Linked DNA regions of Homo sapiens: region 1 is linked to region 2. Evidence: chromatin contacts called from ENCODE Hi-C or POLR2A ChIA-PET data. All regions are on one chromosome and are shown on one strand. Each heading gives the region's core, a stretch centred on a gene start or an enhancer-like site at or near the end of the contact. The rest is flanking DNA. Distances are from core to core; before and after follow the strand shown.

The links. Hi-C counts contacts between places; a loop is a spot of excess contacts on that map. ChIA-PET counts read pairs that join two places held with the same protein, here RNA polymerase II (POLR2A). Pooled maps may share reads with other maps.
Region 1: a map of dorsolateral prefrontal cortex shows a loop between it and region 2 (3-fold over the local background). The contact joins two enhancer-like sites. A Hi-C loop is called at or near these places in 2 of 168 maps with a recorded cell type or tissue (dorsolateral prefrontal cortex and posterior vena cava), 20 of 37 single-sample maps with no recorded cell type and 8 of 50 pooled maps. POLR2A ChIA-PET finds 5 or more read pairs at or near these places in 3 of 52 experiments (GM10248, T-cell and naive thymus-derived CD4-positive, alpha-beta T cell).

Annotation. Positions count from the first base shown.
Region 1 is chr9:4,884,770-4,889,712 of GRCh38, reverse strand. No RefSeq gene overlaps it. Among named protein-coding and RNA genes, the nearest start is that of MIR101-2, 37 kb to the right of the region's middle. Within about 2 kb of position 1,957, at least 2 of the 41 ENCODE cell types and tissues checked have a DNase peak (open chromatin) inside an H3K27ac peak, as active enhancers do.
Region 2 is chr9:4,937,577-4,942,978 of GRCh38, reverse strand. No RefSeq gene overlaps it. Among named protein-coding and RNA genes, the nearest start is that of JAK2, 45 kb to the left of the region's middle. Within about 2 kb of position 3,763, at least 4 of the 41 ENCODE cell types and tissues checked have a DNase peak (open chromatin) inside an H3K27ac peak, as active enhancers do.

The DNA of each region.
Region 1 (4,943 bases), core at 708-3,207, 51 kb after region 2:
AAGAGGAGCAGAGAAGGTACTCATAGAGCACGTAGAGGTGCAAAAACAGAAGTGTAAAACAGAAAGATGTTAACAAATGATCCAATTCCCAAAGGCTTTGTTTTTCCTTTTCTTCTTCATCCCTCCCTCCCGTTATGGTCTCCTGCTCATGACTACCAAGAAAGCTGGGATTGGATTAGGCTGCATCATGGGTGAACTTTTTTGTTTTTTGAGACGGAGTCTCTCTCTGTTGCACAGGCTGGAGTGCTGTGGCGTGATCTCGGCTCAATGCAACCTCCGCCACCCAAGTTCAAGCGATTCTCCCACCTCAGCCTCCGAGTAGTAGCTGGGATTATAGGCATGCGTTACCATGCCCAGCTAATTTTTGTATTTTTAGTAGAGACAGGGTCTCACTATGTTGACCAGGCTGGTCTTGAACTCCCAATCTCAGGTGATCCTCCCACCTCGGCCTCCCAAAGTGCTGGGATTACAGGTGTGAGGCACCGTACCTGGCTTGAACTTGGTTTTTGTAAGCTAGCCTGTCAAGCTAAAAACCACCTATCATTGTGATGGTCAAATGTATTCTAAATTCAAAATCACCTCCTTAGACGAGAAATGTTAGGATATAACATGTTCATGAGTTGGGAGTCTCCTATAATACCCAGTCAATAAATATTTACTGAGTGCTTACCAGGTACTGAAGATCCAATGGAGAATATGAAACATCTCCATCCTCAAAGCTTAATGAATGTATTTGCATTTCTAAGGTCACTCAGAAGTGCAGAAAATAGGTTGAAGGGAAACAAGATTGAAGTCAGGAGCCCATCTATCAGGCAGCTACAGAAATACAAGGAAAGACTTGGTCCTTAATGAGCAAGACTCTAGCCTTTTGCATTTTTCAGCAGAACTGGTATTTGACTAAGCAGGATAATGAACACTCTTTGCTTCCAGATTTATAATGGATAATTGGCTTGGTTTTAAAATCTCCACCAACTCCTGTCAGTCTTTGATTGAGGACTGCTCCCTCTATAGCAGGAGTAGCCAGAGAAAGCCCCTAGGGAGAACATTCAGGGGTTGGCAGTCCGATATTCTGTCCTGCACTGAAGTGCTAAGGGCAAGATGAGATGATTAGAGCACTGACCATATCTGTTGCCTCTGACTGGGGCAGGCAATGACTTCTAGGATCTCTCTACAGGTTATAAGAAGACAATGGAGCCAGGGGCACTGTCTCAGGCCCATCCACTGGACACCTCCACCAGCCATTTCTAACCCTCTACCTAAGTATTCCACATTGTTCTAATGACCTACATTTTGAGAAACACAGCTCTAGTCCCTTGCATAGCATCTAGCAAACAAACATTGGTGAAAGAGTGGGCACGTAGTTTAATTGTGAAGCAAACATTTGTTTACATTTTATATCCCATCTGTCTCTCTTCATTTCAGTTTTAATTTTTTCTTCTGTTAGCACTTACCCTTCTACGCTTTAAGGGGTCTTGCTCCTTTCAGTGTGTTATCATTTAGCCATCCTTCCTCTAGGTCCTAAACTCCCCCAACTTATCATTGATACTTTGATTCAACTTCGCAAAGACTTCCTGAGGTCCTACCATATGTAAAACCCCTGTAGTGCTGTGGGGGCCACAAAGATGACTAGAGGGAACACGTCCTTCCTTCAAAGATGACTAGGGGTAACATAGACCCTTTTGACCTTTTCTGGCTCCACCAAAATTTTCTCTAATCCTCTTAATTCCCTGGCTCTCCCTAGCTCTGCCCTCTCCAGTTACCTATTGCCTCTGAAACATAAACTTACTAGCAATGGTAGATTGTTACATTAATGGCTCCAAATGAATCCTGCACCAAATGAATCATGCCATTCCCTAGGATAGTTGCTTCCCACATTGAAGCTGAGCTTGGCCATGTGCCTTGTTTTGGCAGGGAGGCGTTAGCAAACGTGACACAAGTGGAGGCTTGAAAAGCACTTGTGCTTTGCAGCTTTTTCTTGGAATACTGCCACTGCCATGAAGGGAAGGCTGGTCTAGACTCCTTAAGAATGAAAGATCATGGAAAGAAAGGTCCTGCTGCCCCGGCCATCCCAGCTTCACCCAGCATCCAGTGGACCTGGCTGCTGAACGTAGTGACATGAGACAGCCCAGGTAAGACTAAAAAAAGAACAGTTCCTGGACCAATCTGAGGGTTGGGCTGCTATTTCTCATGGCCCAATAATGAGATGCAGATGAACTGGGGAAGAAGAGAGCTTTTACTTCTGTAACCAGTTACAGAGAGAAGGCCTGGAAATTATTTCCAGACCAACTCAAAATTACAAAGTTTTCCAGAGCTTATATACCTTCTAAACTATATGTCTATGTGTAAGTGCGCATTCATCTAAAGACATAAGTGATTAACTTCTTTTAATCTACAACTATGATCTGAGTCCTGAAAACCTTCCTCTGGAGCCTCAGTACATTTACTTAATCTAAATGGGTCCAGGTGCTGGGGTGATTACCCTTATCTTGTCTCCTGCTAAATCATGGAGGTTTGGGGAGTTCCTTCAGGCCTCCAGTAAACTTGTTTGTGGAGATCTGGGGAGTTTCTTCAGACCCACAATAAAACTTGTTTAATCCCAAACGGGTCCTGTTAAGAATTCCTTTGTTATTTTGTCACGCCTTAAGGCCCAGAAAAGGCCTAGGCAAAACTCTTGCTGGGCTTTTGTTACATCCCAGCCTTCGTATAAGGGCACTGGCTTTTAATATTTAACTTAACCACTCAGTCAGTACTGAAAGAGTTGTTAGTGAGACCTGGCCTGCCACAGAATCACCCGGCCAGGACGACAGAATCTTAAGAAATCATTGATGTTGAAACCAAAGTTTGGTTATTTTGTTATGCTTCAATTGACAACTGAAACATATGTCTTATCTTCAAGGCCCTCCTTCTGACATCTACTGTCCAAGTAGGAAAAGCATGGGCTCTTGAATCCACGCTCTGGCGTCAAAGCCTTCTTGGTTATGTGGCTTTGGGCAATAAGCTTCAATTCTCTGTGTTAGAGCAGTGTTTCTCAACATGTGGTCCACCTGCATCAGAATTAGCTGGATGTTTGTTTAAAAAATACAGACTTAAGCAGTTATTTTTATAATAGCTCCAAACTGGAAATGATATGAACATTCATCAACTGGTGAGAGGATATGATATATTCATACAATGGAATACAACTCAGCATTAAAAAAAGGACTGATTTTTTTTTTTTTCATGAGACCAAGTCTCACTCTATCACCCAGGCTGGAGTGCAGTGGCCCCATCTCAGCTCACTGCAGCCTCCGCCTCCTGGGTTCAAGTGATACTCCTGCCTCAGCCTCCCAAGTAGCTGGGACCACAGGTGTGCACCACCATGCCCGGCTAAGGACTGAACTATTGATACATGTAATAGCATGGCTGACTTAGTAGTTTGAGCAAAAGGAGTCAGACACAAAAGGTGATATATTGTATGGTTTTATTTATTTAAAGTCCTAGAAGAGGCAATACTGACTCGTGATCATCAGACAAAACAAATTGGTAGAATCAGAACATCGCCTCTGAGCAGGAGACAGGAGAGACTAACCAGAAAGAGGCAGGAAGGAACTTGCTAGCATGATGGAAATGTTCTGTATCTTGACTGGGATATATTTACGTGAGCATTTGCAAAACTTGTCAAACTGTATGCTTAAAATCTGTGCATGTTTATATGAAAATTATACCCCCATTTAAAAAACAGATTATAGAAAACATACAGATTTGGGCTTGCCCTGTGTGCGCTGGATACTTAAATTGGCTCTTTCTTTTTTTTTTCTTTTTTGAGATAGGGTCTCGCTGTCACCCAGACTGGAGTGCAGTGGCGCGATCACGGCTCACTGCAGCCTCGATCTCAAGCGATCCTCCTGCCTCAGCCTCCTGAGGAGCTGGGACCACAGGCACAGGACACCACGCCTAGCTAATTTTTTTTGTATTTTTTGTAGAGATGATGGTCTCGCCCTGTTGTCCAGGCTGGTCTCAAACTCCTGGGCTCAAGTAATCTTCCCTCCTCAGCCTCCCATAGTGCTGGTTTTACATGTGTAAGCCATTGCACCTGGCCTAAATTGGCTGTTTCATCTCCTGGGTGGAGAGGTTGGAAAGCTGGGAATACATTTCCCAGGTCCCCTTGCAGCTAGGCTTGTGGGTGTGAATTGATTCTGCCAGTTAGGGGTGCTCACGTGAGACTTGGGAAAGTGGAAAGAAGGCAACACGACTTTGTCATCTTTTCACAGACCTTCAGGACAATAAATGAGCTCTGGCAAATGGGAACCACTCTCTGCGAGAGGGTAGGGGTGACAATGACAACAGTGACAGCCTAATAGACAATAGTGACAGAATGACAAAGATTTCCTATTATGTTTTCCCACAGCTCTCTGTACTTTTTCCTTAGAATCACTTTCACAGTTACAGTTGAATAATGTGTAATTTGTGAGGTGCCGTGGCTCACGCCTGCAATCCCAGCACTTTGGGAGGCCAAGGTGGGAGGATCACCTGAGGCCAGGAGTTCAAGACTAGCCTGACCAACATGGTGAAAGCCCGTCTCTACTAAAAATACAAAATTTAGCCAGGCATGGTGGCAGGTGCCTGTAATCCCAGCTACTTGGGAGGCTGAGGCAGGAGAATCGCTTGAACCTGGGAGGCAGAGGTTGCAGTGAGCTGAGGTCACACCACCGCACTCCAGCCTGGGGGACAAAAGTGAAACTCCATCTCAAAAACTAAAAAAAAATAACGTATAATTATTTCATACTTCTCTTTCACATGGTGTAAGCTCAATGAGGGTAAGATTTATGTGTCTTGTTCATCATGGTATCTCTGGTGCCTGGCTCAGCACCTGGCACATAGTAGTTAACATTTAGGACTTGATGAATGAACTAACACATGCTCCTCCCCTCATTGCTCAGTGTTGTGGCTCCTCGGGAAAGTAT
Region 2 (5,402 bases), core at 2,514-5,013:
TACCTCAGCATCTTTCTCTGATATTGACTAATTCCCACATCTCTTGTATCTATGCAAATTTTAACCTGAATCTTAAAAACAAACATTTTGGAGAAAGGCCCCTACTAATTTAAAAATTAAACAAACAAAATTCCCTAACCAACTTTACTGGAACCCATTACTTGCTTTTTCTTCTGAGCTATCAGCACTTCTTTCCTAGACTTTAAAGCTGTTGTTCCAATGTAAACAAATATATCTAGCTTGAACTCAGACTTAGTTATCCCTTGCTTTTGCTTTCTACACTAAAACAAAGAAATAAAAAATTTTGCTGAGAAGTGTTCTCGTTTTGAAAAATTTAAAGCAGTAACATTTAGCTAAAAGCTTTTGCCTTAAATCAGCTTATTAAAAAAAAAGAAGAAGAAGAAGGAGAAAGAAAGCATATTTTTGTAGGGACCTGGAGCATAATAAAGTTTAAAACCACAAGGAACTTCTTTTCTTGAGTCACCTCTTCTTACCAAATAGTGGTTCCTATCAAGTGATTTCCTTTCAGAGTACATTTTACTCCCTACTTACAAACTCCTATAAACAAGTGTGTGTGTGTAACCCAAAGCCAGAAATCCACCTACAGGCCGGGAACAGTGGCTCATGCCTGTAATCCCAGCACTTTGAGAGGCCAAGGCGGGTGGATCACTTGAGGTCAAGAGTTCAAGACCAGCCTGGCCAACATGGTGAAACCCCATCTCTACTAAAAATACAAAAAATAAAAATAAAAAAAATAGTTAGGTGTAGTGGCACACACCTGTAGTCCCAGCTACTAGGGAGGCTGAGGCGCAAGAATTTCTTGAACCCCAGAGGCAGAAGTTGGAGTGAACCAAGATCGCACCACTGCACTCCAGCCTGGGTGACCAAGCGAGACTCGGTCCCCAAGAATAAACAACAACAAAAAAATCCACTTACAACTAGACCAGTTTCTACTTGGCTAAACACCCAGGATAGTCAAAGCTGGACCAGTTTCTACTTGGCTAAACACCCAGGATGTTTAGCTGTCCTTAAAATATATTGATACTGCATATTCTTTAAAAGAAATATATGGTAACAACTATTTTATTAAGTTTTCATTAGTCTAATCGAAAAATAGGATATTTTTCACACATGGAGATAATCCTACCTATTCTGCAAGTCAGTAGGTATTTCTTTCCAATTATTTAAATTAATCTGTTTGTACATTGTCCCTATGGTACATTAGATCATTGCTCTCAATTCTTTACCCCCTCCTTCTGTCAGGTGAACTTCTAATGGGAGTTATTTCCCTCTCTCATTGATGTTGGGCATAATTACATATGTGATTTGGTTTGATCAATTAAATGATAGCACACATGAGCATAGGCCTTAAGTAGTTTGACTTGGCCTCTTTTTTTTTTTTTTTTTTTTTTTTTTTAGACAGGGTCTTACTCTGTCACCCAGACTGGAGTGCAGTGGCACAATCTCGGCTCACTGCAGTCTCTGCCTCTTGGGTTCAAGCAATTCTCCTGACTTGGCCTCTTGCCTTTCATAATCCACCAGGAGAAGAATATGCCTCAGATAGCTAATGGGATTTGGGAACATGTGAAGCAGGCCTGATCCCAACTTGAGGCTTTGATATAAGCCCAGCTGTCCTGCAAAAGAAGCAGAGCATCCCAGATCATCCACAGGCTCATGAACAAGGAAAATAAAGGCTTATTTTTATGAGCCACTGAGTTTTGGAGCTGTTTATTACTCAGCATTGTAACAATAGCTGACTAATATATCCCATATTTCGTGTTCAGTGACATATATATCTGTGAAAATTGATTGATAGAATCATATCCTTATATTAACTCTCAGTCCCGCAATATGCAATGACAAGGAGCTTTGAAGACTCAAATAATCAAGTACAACCCAATGACCAGTGTTTTTTGCTAATATCAATGGGGACCCCAGACAAATAATAAACACTAGATAATATTCCATAATGAAGTTGGAGAAGAAGTAAATAGAGTACAAGAATCAACAAAAATGTAAGAAAATCCTAAAACCGTAAGAGCCTTATAAAAATAGCTGGAGTGGGCAAGAATGTGTGAGTTTAACCAAGCCATCTGCCTTCTGCTCCGCTGGCAAACAATTCAGTTATACAGTACAGCTCTTGATTAAATATAAAAACACTTCTCCCACCCTTTTTCTGTCATAATAATAATTTTGGTGCATTTCTTTGTATACATTGTTTTTTATATACTGCAAGAATTTTTCATGTGGCTAAAAACTACTGAGTCTCAATATTTTTCTGATTCGCTACCATTGACTTACCTAAGATATTTCCACTAGGACAATATAGATTACATATAATGTTTTTTTCATAATCGTTATTTGAAATGGCTGTATAATCTTCCATTGAGTGGATGCACCATAATCTAGTTAAACTATTTCCTGTTGTTAGATTTTAGGCTGTGACTAATTTTTCACTATTATGAATAATTTTCCTGTGAGAAGTGCAAACCGTAGGCATATTTTTTTAATCTCTGGATTATTTCCTTAGTACAAATACCCAGGAGATTCTACTAGGTGAAAGGATGAGAATATTTTAAAATCTCCTGATAGCCAGGTGCAGTGGCTTGCACCTGTCATTCTACTTACTTGGGAGACTGAAGCAAAAGGATCCCTTGAGCTCAGGAGTTCAAGAACAGCTTGGGCGACATAGCAAGACCCTGCCTCTAAAAATTACTAAATAAATAAAACTAAAAGATCTCAATACATATAGCTAAATCAATTTCTAAAAGACGTTTCTAATTCTACTGGTAATGTACTATAGTACTAACAAACATTAAATATTATTATAAATGTTGCTATGCTTTGTAGCCAAATGAATGGAAGGGGTATCTTATCACTTTTAAAATTAAAAGTGAGGTGGAACATTTTTCCATGTTTGTTAACTAGATGATCTCTTCTTCTCAATATCTATTTACTTTATTATACCACGAAGGACTTGAAGAGCTTTCAAGTAGTGTTTGTCAGTAAGAAAACATACTCTTTTTGTTTCTTTTTTATGTAGGTGTTTTGTGTGGGTCACTCCATGGATTCATAGGTGAATCTATTCCCTCAAAATGAATCTATTGGGAACATTCTTTAAAAAAAAACAAACAAACAAAAGTAACAGAGCAATAGCAAGATCTTTCTGAAAAAGAAATTGCTGGCACATTTTACCAGCATTTACCTTGATCCAAATCATTGAGTTTAGAGAGAGATCCAGTCAATTTAGCAAATCAGCCAAAAGCAACAGTATATGACAGATCAAATTCCATTGGAACAAATACCACACAGACTGGGCAATTCCAGGGGCAGATATAAGACAAATGAGGGGAAGTTGAAGGGAGATAAGATTGTTGGCTGATAGAAAGGAATTTCTAACAACTAACTCGAGCCCCAAATAGACAACAAAGGAGCAACAAAGATGCAAAGATGGTCAGGAGGAGTTTGGAGGATTCATGCAGGAGGGTGTGGGAGGCCTTGTGGTGAGTAGACTGGATAGGACCCCTAAAGTCCCTTCCAACTCTATTTTCCTTAGAGTGGCCCTTGGACCTGAACTTCCTGGTCCTGGGAATAGGAGATTGCTTTGTACAGGACAGAAAAAGAGGAAGAACCTGTCCCTCTCTTCTTGAGGGTGGGGCTGACCATAGTCAGAATTTTGAAATAGAGTTTATCTTTGGCATCTTCTCACTTCCCTTTCTGTACTTTTGCTTACCAGCTGCCCAGTATTCCGATGGGGGTGTTAGCCTCTAAGCAGTGCCACTCCTGCATTACTTCTTTCTCTTTAACCACTTCAAAACTCCCATTCTCTTAACACAGCTAACCTCAGCTAGCTGTTGAAAGGAAAGCAATCTGTTTGAACCATTTCACTCTAAAGCATGACCGACTGATAGTATCATGATCTTCCCAAACAGATACGAATTTTCAAAACAAGATGTTTCTAAAGCCAATGGCATCTTTAACAACATGTGGTAAATTAAACCCCACTTAATAACCCTTCTGAAGTTCAAGTTCCAGCTACATTAATTACTGTCCCTCAGTATTGAGGAAATTACTAGGCCATCCTGTGTTTCAATATTCTTATCAGAAAATGAGGAAGAAATACAACTAAACCATATAATTTATATAAGCTGCCTGGCATAATGCTTGACACATGGGTCTTATTGTTAGTTATTATTGTCCCCTTTGCAGTCATCCATGCAGAGGTGTAATCATGTATTTCTTACTCTCATAACGCATATTCCTTGGGCTGGGAGGTGAGTCTCCAAGTCAGAGTCTGGGCAGCTGACATCCTTGTTGTGTAAAAGGAGGATTTCCTCAAGTTCAGCAGCCTCTATTATCCTTTTCTATCACATTATTTCCTGCCATTACATTTTTTTCCATTCTCTTTACTTTGTGTTTTATTTGTTTGTTTGTTTGTTTGTTTGTTTGTTTGATGGTTGAATTAGGAAGTTAAATTTTGATTTGAAAGTTTGGTTAATTTATTCTCCATGTCTCTTCTTTTCTGATATGGACATTGAAAGCTATAGATTTCCCTCTGAACAACATGTTGACCATACCCCACAGATTTTGTAGAGTAATGCTTCTGTGCCCATTCATATTTATGTGATTTATAATTTCCATTTGATTTTGTCCTTAGCCCAAGAGTTATTTCATTATTGATTTGTAATTCATAAACAGTCTTATTATCTCTATATTCTTATAATAAATAAATGTAGCACTTTAGGCGTTAGAGGGCCAGCAAGCATTTGGTGGCTACACAGCCTCTTCTCTTCATCTTTAGAAATGATGGATCTCAAAAATTTCCATTAAGTACAGGTATGCTTTAAATGAAAATATGCTTCATTAAACATATTTTCAAAATAATGCAGTATTGTGCTTTCAGTAAACCACAGCAATAGCTATCCATTTAAATCATATCCTTCAACAACAAACCAACTTTGTTCTGTTAACATGGTGAAAAACGATAAAACCTATAATTAAAATAAAAGTATGCTAAGCCAGAAAAATAAAAATTGTGTGTGTGTGTGTGCACGTGTGTGTGTAAGAGAGAGAGAGAATGGGTGAGAGAGATTTATCTTCAACAATAAGCTAAAATTTGGCAATGTCTTATTAGTGGTTTCAGCCAAGGAAATCTAATTATGTAACTGTTGTTATTTTTATAGCCACATTTGTGAGTTCTCTAATGATTTTAAGATTGCCTTATCTTAATGAGAAAGCAGAACTGACATCCTCCCAAACTGGGCTAGTTGTTTACTTATTTGAAGATTTATCTTTTCCCTACAAGTACTAGAGTCCAAGTTATCAGCACGTTAATGTGACAGTTAAGAGGCCATACTCCACTGTATATTTGGATTGTATGGGGTGACCAGTGCTCTGGTTTG